Linked DNA regions of Homo sapiens: region 2 is linked to region 1. Evidence: read pairs that join two places in POLR2A ChIA-PET (ENCODE). Cell type or tissue: OCI-LY7. All regions are shown on one strand. Links, peaks and the distances in the headings refer to the core of each region. The heading gives the core; the rest is flanking DNA. Region 1 overlaps LOC107986777 (a long non-coding RNA gene). Region 2 overlaps LOC107986777 (a long non-coding RNA gene).

The links. ChIA-PET counts read pairs that join two places held together with the same protein. Peaks named below come from ENCODE experiments on the same cell type or tissue, not always from the same donor. Only the 100,000 strongest peaks of a DNase experiment are listed, where the experiment ranks them.
Region 2: POLR2A ChIA-PET joins it to region 1 with 6 read pairs; 2 of 35 experiments call an interaction of 5 or more read pairs at or near these places.

Annotation. Positions count from the first base shown.
Region 1 is chr7:24,372,650-24,381,594 of GRCh38, reverse strand. The region is part of intron 1 of LOC107986777 (a long non-coding RNA gene); the gene reads left to right. Among named protein-coding and RNA genes, the nearest start is that of NPY, 93 kb to the right of the region's middle. In OCI-LY7, for the core only: no CTCF peak of the experiment used is centred there; no DNase peak of the experiment used is centred there.
Region 2 is chr7:24,298,486-24,307,430 of GRCh38, reverse strand. The region is part of intron 2 of LOC107986777 (a long non-coding RNA gene); the gene reads left to right. Among named protein-coding and RNA genes, the nearest start is that of NPY, 19 kb to the right of the region's middle. In OCI-LY7, for the core only: no CTCF peak of the experiment used is centred there; a DNase peak (open chromatin) is centred at 5,520.

The sequences.
Region 1 (8,945 bases), core at 2,383-7,382:
CTGAGTGGGTCAAGCAGGTGGGGACTAGCAATCATCGGGGAGAAGCTGAAGGATGCAGATTTTTCAGAGATTTCCCTTTTAGGAAGGGAATTGCAGTAGTGGTTTAGATGATTACTTTTTTTCTAAAAACTCAAAGTGGAATAAACAAGAAATGTGGACTTGGGGGGACTGGTGAGCAGAGCATGATACATCACAGAAAATGATGAAAGGAGCCCAGTAACTTCTCGGAGCTGAAGATAATAAGGTAGGCATCTTTAAGAGACAGTGAGCAGCAGCTTTTGAACTTTGGTGCATATTAGAATCATCTGGAAGGCCTTTTTAAAGAAATCTTGATTTCTGGGACTCGGACTCATGCATAAGCATTTTTTTTTTAAGTTTCCCAGGTGATTCCAACGTGCAGTCAAGTTCAAGAAACAATAGCATAGATCAGTGGTTCTCAAGCTCAAGTGAATACGAGAATCACCTGGAGAGCTTACTCGAATACAGCTTACTGGGCCATACCCAGAGTTTATGATCCAACAGGTCTTGGGTCGGTGACCAAAACTGAGTGCTTGAAATATGGTTAGTCTGAATTGAGATGTGTGATAAATTTGAAATACACACCAGATTTCAAAGACTTACTACCAAAAAAATACATAAATTATCTCGATATTTTTATATTGATTACATGTTAAAATGATAACATATTGGTTTTAATGGGTTAAATAAGATATATTATAAAAGCTCATTTCACCTGTTTCTTTTTACTTTTTAAAATGTGGCTACTGGAATATTTAAAATAACATATGAGCTTCCATCATATTTCTATTGATCTGTGCTCATTTAGATTAACAGTGCACAAAAGACAATTTTTAAATCACCTGCATAAGAGTTACCTGAAGTGCTTGTTAAAAAGGCAGTTTTCGTAGTGATGGCTTACAGATTCAGAATGTCTTGGGGGTGGGGGGCGGCGGGGGGTCAGGGAATCTGCATATTAAACAGCTTCTTGGGTGAGCTTGACGTGCTAAAGTTTCACATGCTGGCTTAGGCAAACAAAGAAAAGGAGGGGAGAAATACAAATTTTTCATTTAGGATTTGCTGCATTCATGACATGGTTCAAGGCCAATGAAGTATTCAGAATGAGATGATTGAGGATGCTACATCTTCATAAATGAAGCCCAAGTGAGGGAGTGACTTGTCTGGGGTTAGTTGAATTGGAGAAGTAGGAATTTGGGACATCTGTCTCCTCGCTACTCAGAATGTAGTCTCTGGATCAACAGCATCAACTTCACCTTTGAGTTTACTGGAAATGCAAATCTTAGGCCTTGCCCCAAACCTACCGTCTTAGTCCATTTGCGTTGTTAGAAAAGAATACCTGATGCTGGGCAATTTGTAAAGAAAAGAGGTGTATTCGGCTCACAGTTTTGCAGGCTGTATAAGAAGCATGGCACTGGCACCTGCTTGGCTTCTGGTGGGGCCTTGGGCTGCTTCCACTCATGGCAGAAGGTGAAGGGGGGCTGCGTGCAGACAGCACGTGGAGAGTAGACCAAGAAAAGAGGAGGAGGTGCCAGGCTCTTTTCAACACCAATTCTCTCAGGAACCAAAGGTGAAAACTCAATCCCTTTATGAATGGCACCAAGCCATTCATAAAGGATCTGCCATAAGGCTCCAACAATGGGGATAGAATTTCAACATGAGACCTGGTGGGGCCAAAAAATCCCATATTCAAACCATAGTACCTACTACTCAGTTTGCATTTTAACAAGACGCTAAGATGATTCAATTGCACCTTAAAAATTGTTTTACAACTTTATTTGGGCATATTTTACATATGTAACTTACCCATTTCAAGTGTACAATTCAATAATTTTTAGTGAAATTACCAAGTTGTACAACCATCACTATAAATCAGTTTTAAAACACTTCTATAATATTACCCCAATAAGATCCCTCATTCCCTTTACTGTCAATCTGGTTCCTTCCCATCTCTTTCCCAGGCAACCCCTGATCCACTGTCTCTTATAAATTTATCAGATAAGTGGAGCTATACAATATGTGATCCCTTGTGTCTTGCCTCTTTAATGTTATGCTTTTTGTGGTTTGTCCATGCTGTACAGATACCAGTACTTCATTTCTTTCTATTGCCAAATAACATTCCATTGTTATGATTATATCGCATTCCGAAGCAGGAAATCTCCCTGACTCCTTTGTGGTGGGAACTGGAGTGCACAGGTGCTAGAACTAGCCGCTGCTTAGGTGCCAACAGGGGCGGACTCCACTTGCTTGGTCCTGCTGTGTTCTACTCCTCACAGGAAGGGGAATGCTGGTGAGTGGGTGCAGGAGCCAGGGTGAGCACTTTTGGGCACCGGCAGGAACAAAACTGTGTGCAGCCCTCCCCACCCCAGTAACACCTAGGGGGGTGCCCACAACCCTGAAGACCCAGAAAGAGTGTTACAGTCAGTGCTCTTTTAGCTTTGCTGTCCACGGATGGCTTAAGTGTTAACAGCTCAGTGGAGGGTTAGTCTGGCAGCCTTTTGCACCTGCACCCCAGTTCTTTTCTGGCATCCAGGAGGAATGAAGTTGCATGAACAAATTGGAGATGGTAAATGCCAAGGATTTTATTGCTGACCAAAGTGGCTCTCAGATGGAAGGGGAGCTGAAAAAGGGATGGAGTGAGAAGATAATCTTCCCCTGGAGTTCGGCTGTCCCCAGACTCCTAAGCAACGCCATCAAGCTGTCCCTCTAAATCAAGCTGCTGCTCTTTGACATCCAACCGTAGTCTCTGATGTTCTGCTGCTTCTCCTCTTCTCTTCTTTTCCTCTGCCAGTGGAGCCTGGGGTTCTTATGGGCACAGGATGGGGAGCAGGTTGGCCATGGATGGTTTTGGAAAAGGCAACATTCGAGTGGGGAAAAAAGTGGGAATGTATGCTCCCACTTTGGGCCGTGGCTCCAGGTTAGAGGATGGCACTCTAGCTGGGGACCGCCCTCTTCTGCCCAGAATTTCCCTGCCTTCTGTCCCTATCAATTCTGTTTATGTGTTCATTAGTTGATGGGCATTTGTGGGGTTTTTTTCCCAATTTTAGGACCATTATGAGTAATACGTAAAAGAACATTTGTGTACAAGTCTTTTTGTGGCATATATTTTTATTTCACTTGGGTAGATGAGAGTAGACTCACTGGGTCAAATGGTACTGCACACTAAGACTTGAGAAGCACTGTTCCAGACCTTTTCTGTGTGTGCCAGAATGTGATAACCCCTTGGGTAATGGAGTGCTCATGGGCTTGTCCAGGTCTGAGTAAGGCTTGGTTCTGTTACTAGTAATTGTGTGATGTTGAACAAATAACTTTATTTAGTTGGTGAAGTAGATTTATAATCCCTACTGCATAGGGTTACTGTGAGATATAGAGCCACAAGTAGACTTTGGAGCAAAAGGAACCTAGGTTGAAGGCTAATCTGGCTAACTTTTTATGGCTGGATAAGTTGCCAAACCCCCAAGGCCAGTTTCTTTGTCTATAAATGGGGGATAATAATAATATATTTCTTGCTAGGCTTAAATAATGTGTTCACTACCTTAACAAAATAATCAATAAACACTGGCAACTATTACATAAAACACCTAGCTCAGATTGGGTGCTCAGAAAATGCTGGGTCACTACAAGATGGTTTCTACATCTTGGATCTTTCCTGGGGAAGAGATCAATTAAGAGGACACACACACACACACACACACACACACACACACACAGCCTGAGTTATTTTGCTTTGTGTGGTAGAACCAGGAGTTTCTCCTAAACAAAGTTAAACCTTCTCGATGAACTCACTTGTGATTTGTAAACATTCAACTCCAAGTCCAGGAGACATGTCTGTGATGCTGAGGTTTCAGTTCTGGAACATGTAAATGTACACTACTTGGTTACAGGCTCAGATTAGCTCAGGAGCTTCTTGAGCACCATGGCTTAAGGAAGGATTTACCAGGGAGTCCTGGGCTATATTAACTTTACTTAGCAGAGCAGAAAAACAACCTGCAGCAGCCATGGGGGTCATGGGTCAGTGAGCTTGACTGACCATTTTTTCAGATAATTCTAGGACCAGCTTTCAAGGGGAAAGTGAATACTGTCACCACTTCAGTTAGCCCCTGTTATAACCTAGACGTACACCATGCTGACATGCCCTCTTCCTCATTCTAATATAAAGACCTCTTGCAAAAAGACAGACATTTATACATGGGCACAGGATGCCTAATTATAAGAGCTTTTGTGCATAACCCTGTCCTTAGATGAGGTCTGATGCCCTTGACTCTCCTCATCCATTCCCTTTGCCCATGTGGCTGCAGGCTAACATGACTACCTCCCTCTCTGTAGCAGGAAATGTCCTGCATCTCTGCTGGCCAAAATGTGTCCACAGTCTGTTGTGGCTGTGAGGACCCACTCAGTGAAGAAGTGAGGAGATCTCTTTCTTGCTATCTCTAGAAGGCCACTGTATTAGCTTACTCAGGCTGCCACAACAAAATATCTCAGATTGCTTGGCTTAAACACCAGAAAGTTATTTTCTCCCTGTGGTGGAGGCTGGAAAGTCCAGGACTGAGGTCTGGTAGGGTTCAGTTTCTGGTGAAGGCACTCTTTTGGGTTTGCAGGGGCTGCCTTCTTTCTATGGCATGGCAGACACATGGCAGAGAGAGAGGAGTTTTCTGGTGCCTCTCCTTATAAGAACACTCATCCTATTAAATCACAGCCCCACTCTTACGACCTCGTTTAATCTTAATTACCTCCTTATAGGCACTGTCTCCAATACAGTCACATCAGGGGTTAGGGCTTCAACATAAGGGTTTTGGGGGACACAATTTAGTCCACAGCAGCCACTTACCAGAAGGATGGTTTAGGAAGATCCCACTGTTTGGTGAATACAATGGTTCTCCCTGTTGGTGGAGGCGGGGAGATGTGAGAGCTGGAATGGGAAACATCTGCTATAAAGCTAATGCCAGCCAGTCTTGTGTTAGGCTTGAGAAACTAAGCCCTAAATCAATTGTGTTCACAGGGGTAAAATGATTATCATTCCAAAAAGGGAGGATAAGAGTTGAGAAGTGGGTATCGTTTCATCTTATGCATTAAAAATGGGGGGAAAAAAGAAAAAGCCTTCTGACTCAGGCACCAATTGCTTAGCTTTAATTGTCTATGTGACTGTGATTGCAAAGTTGTCTCCCAGAATTTAGTGGAAGTATTAAAGTGTATTAGATCGCTGCTGGGGCTTAATGACAACAGGAATCATCCCAATTCAGAAGGCAGTTATTTATCTGGTGACCTTTTACAATGTGGCAAGTTTTCCTTCAGGATTTTTTACAGTGACTGATATTTCCAATAAACATGGGTCTTTCCCTTCCCCCCAATCAATTGTTGGTATTTGAATGTCATGAAACTAAAAGCTGTGAAATTAAACGTGCTGTGCAAGTTACGAAAATGGGGAGACTGAAATGAGACTGTAGGTCCCTTTTATATAATATCAGTGCACCATTATGATACAAATTCAGGGAAAATGGACTGTTGTGTTGATGGGAATATGTAGCATTGGGCATGGAGTGTTTGTTTGGAGGGGTTAATGTCAATTTCTTCAATTCAACACTGCCATGATTGCTGGGTCATGCCAGAGGACTTTGTATTTGCTTTCCCAATTTCTATCCCAATCAGCTGTGACACTGCAGACAATTTCTTTTGTGATCTGCAGAGCTCTAAGGTCAAGGGAACGGGGGCCTGGATCAACCCATCACAATACATGGACTTCTAAAGGTGCTTTTATGTATTGATCTGAAATGTCTCTGTGATTTCCAAGCACATGTGCTTTAGTGGACTGTATTTATGTTACCGTGATCACTGATTGCTCTCATAATCACTGGAAGGGAGGTTGCTATTCCCATCTTTGATTTACAAGTGAGAATGCTGTGTTCACAGTGTTTTAAATATAGGTTTAATTTTTCGGGTATGTTACGGCCAACAGATCAGAAGACAACCACTATTGAGAAGATAATTGTTACAGTTCCCAAAAGGAGGCACGCTGCACCACACAGGGTCCCATGGGGAAGCACCAGGGTGGATCAGGAGGCAGAGGGGGTTAGGGGAAGACTTGGGCAACAGGCTTTATCATGATTTCCCTGGAAAAGGAATGGGTGAGGCAGGGTAAGCAGGCTGAGGATTGACCATTTCAGCATTTCAGCAGGCTCTGGGTCACACAGGTTGTCCCCAGCCATCTGGTACCTGACCCTGGGTGATGAGAGCAGGTGGATGATGGCCCAGAAGGCGAGAGCCTGATAAAGCAGGTGGTTGGGGTGTGAGCTCTGGAATGTTTTGTTTGCATATCAAAAGTGTGCTTGCAGATAAGTTCTTTATTATCTCTAGAAATTGGCTGTCTCCGGGAAGGGCAGTTTCTCCAGGGTCAGCAAGGCCCCAGGTGTCAAAGCATCAGAAACACATTGTTAATAAACAGAGGAATGAGGTGCTGTGCATTAGGACTCAGGGCTAGTCTGGGGCAGAACTGTACTTAGAAAGAAAAATATACAGGTTTCTGGAACCTAACCACAGCATCATAGTTTCAAGCTGAAGAAGAGACCTCCAAATCATCCTACCTTCTTATATGAATGAGGAAATTGGAGCTCAGAGAGGCCATGAGGCCTGCCCAAGGTCACCAAGCATCATGACTTCTTTCTCCTCTGTCCAGTCCCTTTCTACACCATCCTGATTTGCCCACTACTTTCCAATGTTATGACCCTGGTCCTGTCTCTCCCACATCCCTCCAATTACAGGCACACGGGGGAGGATTTCTCTTTTTTATCCAGTTTCCTAGACGTGAGCAGTGATTATGTAATTGGCCCATTTTGGTTTGGGGCAGCGTCAGAGCAAAAGAAAGTGGTTTATTGGAAGAGGTCTGCATCAAACCAAGCTCTGCTTGAAAGAAAGGAGCTCTCTATTCTATTCATAAACAGACAATCCTTCTGATGAGAGAGTCTCAGTGTTCCCTTTTTGATCAATTTACCCTCAAGACCTTACATCTTTTTCATAATATGGCCTCAGGTCTGATATATTTCCTTTGGTTCTGTTACAGTAACCAGCCCCCAGTGTCTAGACATTTCTTTTTCTACGAAGGTAGGAGGGTATATTGATTTTTGCAGTTTGTAAGTTTAGTTTTCAACAGAGTTTCAGATCTGCAGTATGAACAACTTTCTCCAGTTTGAGTTGTATGGTCAGCGAGCAACTTTCTCAGTGATCCTCGACCTTGGATGCACATTAGAATTATCTAGGGACCCTTTAAAAATCCAATGCCAGGCCGGGCATGCTGGCTCATGCCTGTAATCCCAGCACTTTGGGAGGCCGTGACAGGTGGATCACCTGAGGTCAGGAGTTTGAGACCAGCCTGACCGAAAAGGTGAAACCCTGTCTCTACTAAAAATACAAAAATTAGCCGGGTGTGGTGGCAGGCTCCTGTAGTCCCAGCTGCTCAGGAGGCTGAGGCAGGAGAATTGCTTGAATCTGGGAGGCAGAAGTTGCAGTGAGCCGAGCTGAGATCGCGCCACTGCACTACAGGCCTGGGTGATAGAGCAAGACTCTGAAAAAAAAAAAAAAATCCAACGTCAGATCCCCCTCCTCGGACATTCATACTTGATTGATCTAGGGTGGGACCCAAGAAATGGGATATTTTTGCTTCTCCGGAGTGATCCTACCGTGGAACCGGAAATACAAATCACTGAGCTAGAGGGAAACTGGCCAGCAGTGACAGGAAGGTGATGCCCTGGATTCATCTGAGAGTATCCATAGGCCTGAGATACAGAAACCACTGGCCAGATGGTCTTCTCATTTCACACAGGACCCACCTGTTCCTGCCCCTCCGTCTGAACACAAAACCTGATGACACCACACTCCGCCTGAAAATCCTTCAATGCTTCTCTACTAACTGAAAATAAAGTAAAAAAATCTGCGGTGTTGGCGTTGTGGTTACTATTACTAGGTAACAAACCACTCCCAAATGTCAGCCATTTTATCATGCTCATGGATTCTGTGAGTCGGGATGCAGACAGGACACAATGAGGACGGCTTGCCTGTGCTCCACAGAGTCTGGAGTCTCTGCTGGAAACTCCCAAGCTGGGGGCGGCTTAATAGCTGGGAGCTGGAATGATCTGGAAGTGTCATCACTCACATCTGGAGTTGATGCTGGCTGTCGGCTGGGATCTCAGCTGGGGCTGTTGACCTGAGCACCCACCTGCGACCTCTCCTTGTAGCCTGGTGGCCTGAGTACCAGCACGGTGGCCTCAGGCCAGCTGGACTTCTCAGCTGGCGGTTCAGTGTTCCAAGAGTCAGAAAAGTGCTTCGTTTGACCTAGCTTCAGCAGTCACATAGCATCGCTTCCTTCTGCTGCATTTGTAAAGCAGTCATAAACCTGCTCAGATTCAAGTGGAGGGGATGTAACCCCGCCTCTAGATGGGGGAGGGTGGCAAGCTCCCATTGTAGAAGAGCATGTGGGATGGGAGATATTACTGGAGACATCTTTAGGATTTTGCTCAGCTGTAATGGCTGCATCTCATTGTCTTATTCTTCACTCCAGTCCAGCTAAAGTGTTTATAGTTCCCAGAAGACACAATTCTCTTCCATACTGCCTTTGCTTCATGTTTTTCCTTTTCTCTAGAATGTCTCTCCTGCTCAAATCCCCCTTCCTAATTCAGCTGCCTTGTAGGGCTCGGCTGGAGCAACACCTTCTCAGGGAAGGTGTTCATGGGGTGCTGGGTGCTCCTCGGTGCAGCTGTGCCTCTCTGTGTGTCTCTCAGATGGGCCTTCATCCCACTGCAGGCTGTTGGGGGATTCAGGTCTCCCTCTCCCTCACTATTCTGTAAGTTTCTTCAGGATAGAAGCTGTTTTCTTTTAATGTTCCCAACACTTAGCAGTGTTTGGCCTAAAGTGGGTGTTCAAAAAATAGTAATAAATGTAGT
Region 2 (8,945 bases), core at 2,475-7,474, 74 kb after region 1:
TTCTCCAATAGTTTTATAGTTTAAGTGTTTATGTTTGGTATATTGTCCTTAAAGCCTTTTGTGTTTTTTCATTCTCTCTTTCAGATGAATTTTAGAATCTGCTTGTAAAGATCTCAGTGGGGTTTATAATCAGTATTTTATTTACTTTAGTTTGAGAGAGAATTGAAATCTTTACAATATTTTATGACAGTGACTGTTTCCTCATGGCCTCACCCACACTAAACATTATTTTTTTCACCTTTGCCAATGGGCAGATAATAAGGGTGTTTTAATCTAGTAATCTACAATGGATAAAGTAAGTATTTTTAGCTTATTGTTTATTTTTTCTCAGCTTTTTCTTACTATATGTTAAGATAAGGAAACGCTGCAATTAGTAAATATATAAAACAGGAATTTTACCACATTGCCAGCCTTGCAGTTTCCTATGCTGCAAAAAAGTTTTAAGGACTGGTCAATTGAAAGACATTGATCCCTAAAATAAGATCTTTAGCAAACATCCTCCCTATTGACTCAACATCGCTGCTCCAAAAGGCTCCATCATTATTTCTGTTGCCTAAATTAATTTTTAATCAGCTACATGTTGAGTGAACAAGTACAAATAATCCTCTCCTTATACAAGCAAGCCCCACGAAGGACGGCAGAGAGTGGCTTCATTCCCAGCTTCTCTCTATCTCATCTGGAATAACTAGCCCTGCTTCCCTGCTCTCTTGAGCTTCCACCAGCCTCAGCAGGGGGAGTGTCTCTGTTTGGATTCCAGATAAACAGCTTCTGGATGGAGATTCGAGGTCAGGAAGTTCCCTGGGGAGTGCTCTTGTGATTGGAGAGAGAAAAACTGAACTACTATACAGTCATAGAAAAGGTCCCCACAGTCTTGTCTCACATTCTGGAGAATTGTCCCAAATTAGGGCAAGGGGGCTTGGTCTTTATACCTCTGCACTGAGGAGACTTGGGTGGGGGCTGCCACTAGAGAGGGGATTTGACCTTGAGTGAACCAGCTGTCCTCAGCTGAGGGTAATTCCCAGAGGGAGACTCAGCCGAGAGTCAACATCCCCAGGACTTAGGGAAGTGAGTGCCTCACACCCGAGGGGGAAATCTGGGCAGCACACCACAGCATCCACTACAGGGAGCTCTTCACCTTTCCTCCTGCCACTCAGCTTACCTGTGAGCTGAAAACTCAACAACTTTTGGGTGCATTGATTAGCTTTGGTACTTAGCCTTTCGTGTAAATTTCTCATGTCACATGCAGGTAACATTTTGTTTCTCCTAAACACATCACCAGATTCATAAGCCAAATAGCAGGGAACAAAGGCTGCAGAATTATGTTTTTACCACAATCTCAAAATATGTTATTCAAGTAAATGGGGAAAATATATTCACTTTTTTTTAAAAAGAAAATTTTATATACTCATTGAACTAGCATGTTCTCTTGTCACTTTTTAAAATGTACAGCAAATGAAAAAGTTTACAGATTACAAGGACATTTTGCAATAAATCAAAAAATATATTGCAAAATGATTCCTGTGGTCTTCAGTAATAATAACAACATCAATAGTCTTAATGGCTATCATTTGTATGGTGCTTTAGTGCTTACAGAATACTTTCAGATCACCAACTTGCTTGAGTCTTATGAGAGGCAGAAATGATTATGATCTGAGGCTTACAGAGGCCAGGTAACCCATGCCTCAGTCCAGCACCAGCAATAGCCCATGGCCGCTGCAGGTCTGGTTTGTCTCTGGAGTCCTCCTACCTCCCCTTCCTCAATCTTCTCCCCAGCTCCACTCTGCCCTCGCTCATGCTCATTATCTGTTGTTCCACCCAAAACACCCACACTCCCCAGCCAAGATCCCTCCTTGGGAAGGACCCATGTCCTGCTTTATCTGTGTCTGTGCATTAAAATCTGCTCTCAGATGGCTGTCCCTGGGAAAGGGACTCATAAACTATTCACACCAAGCTAGTAATGTTCAACAATGATGTATAAACTGCCCTCTACCCCCACCCAGGTATATGTTATCTGCTTTTTAACAGGACCATATGGTGTTGAAGTATGGAGCAGGTTAATTAGAAAGATATTTTGGAGAGGGCCTTCCCACCTGCCCCCTCCTCACCTCATTCATGTTATTTTATTGCTCTACCTGTGAAGCATTAATCATGTAGAGCACTGGACGTGGAGTCAAAAGAATTGAATTTGAGTCCCTGCTCTTGGACAGGTACTTAACTTTGCTGTCCTCAGTCTCGTCACCTCTGAAATGTGAAGATTGGATTAATGTTTCACTTTGCAAGGTGATTGGAGTGACCAATGACACAAAAATCTCAGAATTACCTAAAACAGAAATTTTGTCAAAGCTCCAGGACTAGAGAACTTGTACTGGAGACGGTGCAAGAATGAGACCAAGATCTCACTGCCCCATGGGCCTCACACCACCAGCCACTGGGGTCCCAGGAGGCTCTCCTGAAACACGTGAGCTGCAAGGCTGAGCTGAGCTCTGCCATTAGCTGTTACTTGACACCCTGTCTTCCCTGTACCACCGCTGTTTTTACATGTTTTACTTTGGCTTGTCCTTGAGTATGTAACAGAGATGATGTCATTGAAATACCTCGTTAGGCATATCTCCTCTCAGCAATTTAGTTTCTAATGCCCCCTCCACCATTAATGCTGTTTTATGGCTCTAGGAAAGGGGAAGGTGATTACTGCCCAGAACAAAGAAGGTGGGAAGAAAGAGGCGATATGGTATAGAGGCAACAGGTGGAAAGGACAAGTAGAGGCCCTTTTACCAGACAGAAAACAACATATAGACATGATAAGACTATGGTTCAAATGCTGCTGCTCTTTGGGGTTAGCTCAGTGTGTATGGGGAATGGAGGAGAAGTAAGAATATAGAAAACCCAGAAAAAGGGAAGGGGTTTGTAGGATGCTTTTCTCCAACACTGGTGTCCAGAGTAGAAAAAAAAATGGCAACATGCAATATTTAGGTGGATAAAAGGATAAGACAATACCCTCTGCTTTCCTGTGTGTATGGCAGGGGAGGCAGCTCAGAGTGCTGGCTGGACCACGTGTGCTCAGTTGAAGGGCACAGTGTCCCTCTAGCAGAGGATTGAGAGTAAGTGTTCAACCTCTTAGATGGATGTGATTCACAGCCAGAGATTAGTGGATCAACAGCATAATGAGAGGCAATGTGAAGGCCCAGTTAGACAGGACACATGATGCTTGAACCACCCTGAGAGAAGGGATCACAGCCAAGAGCACTTCAATAATGAGTGAGGGCAGAGGCTACTGCTGCCCAGACACGAGTGGCAATAAATTGCTGCTTCTTTGGGGGTAAGAAGTCCCTGGAGGGCAACATTTAGGTCAAAAGTCCTTCCCCCAACACCAAGCTTCTCCTTGCACTTAGATTATATGTCGGAAAAAGGAAGGGAAACTTTTGAAGGAGAGAAACAATCCAGATATAGAGTTTGAAATTTAAATTGATTACATACCTAAAATGAGTCAGAGGAGATTGAGTTACATTTAATTGGTAAGTTTAACTCTTCTCACCATCAATGTGAAAGTTACTTTGCAAGAAAATTAAGTTCCACAAGGTTGGAATAAAAAAAGTTACCTTTTTCAATATATATAATAGATAGTGATCAAATCAGGGTAATTAGCATATCCATCATCTCAAACATTTATCATTCCTTTGTGTTAAGAACATTCAATATCCTCCTTCTATCAATTTGAAACTATATATTATTGTTAACTCTAGTCATCCTGCAGTACTATAGACCATGACAACTTATTCCCAAGGAAAGTTACTTTCAAAAAATTTTTTCGAGATATAGTATGAACCACAAATAAATGTCTGTGCTATAAATGAATAAACAGTCCACCTTTAACATTCTGGCAAATCCCAATCTTAGAAAATACCATGTTAACAATGTAGAAGACAATTTTTAGTTCTCTAGTATAAGTTGTTCCTCTAGAGCAACTGCATTGTAATCTTTCAGGATGTAATTACTATTCATCATTCTGTTATGAAAAACTACCAATAAAGGCTGCTAGGGACTGATACCAGGAACAAGGTTTGACAATTTCCAACAAGTTAATTATTTTTAAAGTTCCTCCTATCTCTTGATCCTTGTGGAACACTGACATCGATTTTGGCATTATGAAGAAGTGGCCTGGGATGTGGCTGTCTTTCTTACTTACTGCCTCCCCTCACACTTTAGTAGCTGAGATGTGGGAGAATGAATGCTACATCAATGGGGAAACATTCTACAGTTATGCATAGGTAAACAGTTATACCAAAGTCATTTCTCCTTGATAAGATCAGATGCAACAGGAATTTAAAGCAATGACCCCATTCAGATCTTTCAAAGATATTAATTGCCAACTTTGTTAGAGAGATCCCGCAATCTGGGACTCAGAGGCTATAGGTCATCAATGTGGTAGGTGCCGTGAGTGAGGGACAAGTCAGGGTTTGCATCTTTATTGGTCCTTTCTTTCCCTATTGAATCCATAGGACTCAGATTTCTAAAGGCCAGGTTGATGATGTAACTAAATTAGCTATTGAAATCCCTTTTTGTAAAACCATCCCTAATTAATGGTATGACAACATACACACCTATTTGCTATGTCTTAGTGGAGGGAGAGAACAAGAATTTAGTGAGCACTCACTATATGCCAGGTATTTTGTCAAGTATCTTATTCATTTCCTCATTTAATTCTAGCAATTGTGCAAGGTTGTATTAATCATGTTTTCAGAAGCTGAAACTAAGGGAGACAGAGAATGTGACTTGGCTGAGATCATCCAAGTAGTAAGTGATGGAGCATGATTATAACTCCTGTTATAAGAAAGTGCCTATTCTTTCTTCTATTCCATACTTCTTTGATAGGAGCTGATTTTCTCACTATTCTGTGGTTTCCTTAACTATTTATGGTATAAAGTTATGTGCATCTTCCTTTCTCTTTGATGGTAGCCTTACTGATACATTTGCCTGAATACAGTTGTGTAACTGTCTCGTGTACATGCAGGAGACATAAGGAATGACTGCCATTTTGTGGACACACAGGACATAGTAACGAGTGGAGAATCTGTGACTGTAAGATCCAGTTGAGTAAAATTCAAGTACTAAGATGATACAAACAAATTAGAAATGCTGAATAGAATATACAATGTTGAAAATGTAAAATAGAGCTCACAAAAAGAATAACAGTACCAGAAATTAAAATTAAAACTAAAAAATCAAAGATCTAAGCAACTGTGCTCATGCTTCAGCCTTTCTAAGATAGTACCAGGAATAAGTTCAAGTAAACTAGGAACTTAGATTTTAATGCTTACACGAGGGTGATAAATTAGGCCTCCAGCCCAAGCGAATTGGGAAGGTGGAACTGATCTTTCAGCATAAACACAAATAGCCATCAAATAGCGGTTTATTACAGATACAACAAATAATGAAAGGATGGACTAGAAAAAACTATGCCCATGGCTTAGCTTGCCTGTCCATGCCTGTGCTATAAAAGTGGGGAGGTTGTCTTCATAGGGAACTGAAACCCTAGTTGTACATCATGGTGGTTTGGCAGTTAGATTTCTATTACCCCCATAATCCAAAAGTCACCAAGCCAAAAAATTGATATGAGATGGTTGGTGATTCCCCTGGCATACTTGGCAAATATAAATACAAAGCTGCTCTGAAGGATCATTCCCACAATCCAAGTTATATGGAGTTTCCACAGGGAAGCAGAACACAAAAGATAGATGGGTACACTTACTACACTGAGGTAGTAAGGGCTCAAGGACCCACTGAAGAGAAATTCAGAAACTAGAAGAAAGATTTGAATAAATTATTCAGCATGCAGCATAGATTGTAAAAAATAGATGGGAAATAGAAGTAAATTAAGAGATTTGGAACACAGAATAAGAAAGTTTACTCAATAGAATTTGATGAACAAAAGAACATAGAAAGTAAGAGAGAGACAACATTTAAAGAGGTGGCTGTGAATAGATAAAAGGCATAAATTCATGTATTTAAAACCACAATAAGTCTCTACAAGGATAATAAAAAGAAATCCCACATCTGAACACATCATCATCCTGAAATTCAGGCCACCAAGACGAAGATAAATTCTTACAATCAACCATAGAGGAAAAGATGAAAAGCAACCATAGTGGAAAGATAAAAAAAGATAGAAAATAAGTTATGAATGACTACAGACTTCTCAAGATCAACAGTGGAGGCTGGGAGTCATTGAAATACTAGCTTCAGAGTGTTAACAGAAAATTGGAGATGTAGAGCACTGTATGCAGCTAAAGTGTCATTCAAGAGTCAGGGTGAAAAACATATATTTACAGAAATGACTAAAATATTTTAGCATTGAAAGACCCTGTCTTGAAGAACTACTGAAGGATATACTCCAGGAAGAAGGAATTTGAACCCAGAAAGAAGGAATACATTGAAAGAAGTAATAATGAACAACGAACAACAAAACATTGGTAAACATGAGTAAATATAAATAAACCTTGACTATACATTTAAAAAAAAAATGCCTTTCTAGCTTGGGAGGACAAACAAACAAAATGTCTAGAGCGGGTTATTGTAATTGAACAGATTTTAATGCCCTTACTTTGTTTAGGTAGAAAATATAGTATCCAAGCTAGCAGAGATATGAAGTGGAATTAGGAAATTTGATTTATTCAATAGAAGGCAAGAAAAAGAAAAAAAATGAAAAAAAAAAAGCATGGCAAAGAGAAAGAACAAAATAAGTTGTAGAAATAGATCCATATATATTCAGTAATCATAATAAATGTAAATAGTCTAAATTTACTAGTTAAGAGAACTTTTTGTTTACATTTTTCAAATAGCTACATTGTGTTACAAAAGATACAACTAGAACTTAATGGCTACTAAAGGTTGAAGGTTAATAGATAAAAGAAATAGGTAAATATCAATTTTTTTAAAGCTAGCATAGCTGTTATGAGTATTAGACACACTAGACTTCTAGATGAAATGCATTTTTGAGGTTAAGGAGGGTTGGTACATGATAATAAGGATCCCAGGTCTTTCTGACATCTTAGCAATTCTCAGTGCTGCCTCTCCCTTGTGACCATAGTGCATGATGTCACACAATGATTTAAATTACCTGTGGGTAAAAAGGTATAACTCAAGGAACATTGGTATATAGTCAGACTGGCCTTGGTTAAAGTTCCAGCCTCGCCAACCACCACGTTTGTTGTCTTGTTTCATTTCACCTCTCTGAGCCTGTTTCCTCATCTGTAAAATGTGGCCAGTGTTTCTGCCTCTCATGGTTTCAGTGATAATTAAAATAATTAAAGTAAATAAAGGGCCAATTTATACTAGTTTCTAAATAAATGTTAGTTCCCTCATGCCCTATTTCTTATCACCAAATAAAACCTGCAAAACTTACTTATAACTTTAGAAGGCAAATAGCTATTTAGGATTTCAAGCAGAAAACATTTTTCTTATGAAGAGTTAATTATCCATGAAATTAAATATTTATGCATTCATAGAACCAATGTATTTATAATGTTACAATATGAAAGTGGCTGGTCTAGAAATTATAAGATGTTTTAATGTCTTCACAGCTGATGTTTCTCCATCATGGGAATATTTTTACATTACCTTTTACAATTATCTAACGGGAATAATGTACTGTAAGGTTGCTTAGGAAAATAGCATGCAGTTGAACATTTATATTCAGGTGTGTAAATGCTGACTGCTGGTTGAGATGCCCACTTGTAAGCAGCTTGACACTCAAGCATGTTTTCCCTTAAAACAAGATCATAAATGGCAGTTTGTTTCCCAAGTTGGGTGACCAACTTATCCAGGTTTGCCTAAAGCGGAGCGATTTCCCAGGAGGCAAGACTTTCAATGCTAAGCCTAGGACAGTCCTGGGACAACCAGAATGGTTGGTCACCTTGCCAGGCCAACACCCCAAAACTGATCTGCCTGCCTCAGCCACTGCTGCTTCATCGGAACCCTGCTCTGCCAGGAGCCGAAGTTCCTCCTGTTGTATGGCTGGGCACAACACTTGATCTCTGACAGTCACCTGAGCCCCCAGGGACGAATAGCTCTGGCTTCTGCGTGGGGAGATAAAATAAGCATTTCCTGTCTGTTACATTTTATCCCTTAGACCCCAGTGTGCCTTATCCTATGCCTAGAAAACACATCTTTCAAAAACATGATATTTTTAGCTCTGATCACATGCTCTTCTCTGATTGTTGCCCAAAATGAGGCCCCCATGTTCAGGGTGGAGGTATAAGCAGCAAAAGAGGATCAGATGCTGTCATATCCCCTCCACAGTCCTTATTCTCTCATCCCACCACCCACACATATCAACTCAGACAACAGATGCTCACTCTGAGATGCATGGTCCATCACCACTTCCCCAGACAGTGATTTCAGAATCCCAGTTGGAGCTTGATTAAGTACTGCACAGCCATTTTTCTAGGAATATGATGTTGTTAATAATGACCTTGACATCCACAAAAGTAAAGCACAGGCTATTGAACAACTGCCATCCACCAAGGTCCAATTCAAATGACACTTCCCATTCCTCACATATACTAGTGGAAATGATTTCAGCCTCCCCTGTTCTCCCATAGCACTTACTTTATGCTTCTATTTAAACATTGATCATGATCTGCCTTGCATTATAGTTCCTTAAGCATGTGTCTATCTCCTTTATAAATTGTTAGGTCTTTAAGAGCAGGGAAACTGTCTCACTCATTTTATATCACCCCTAGAACCTAGCAGAGTACCAGTCACAGGGAGACTATTCAATGAATATTTCAGAAATTGATAACATCCTTGGGACTCTAGAAACCCATTAGAGATCAGCTGGTTCCATTTTAACCTGATCAATAATCCAGCCTGTTAGAAAGAGTGACTATATTAAATATGTTCTGCCAACATTGCTTATTCTTGCATTAAATTTCACAGACCAGTTAATT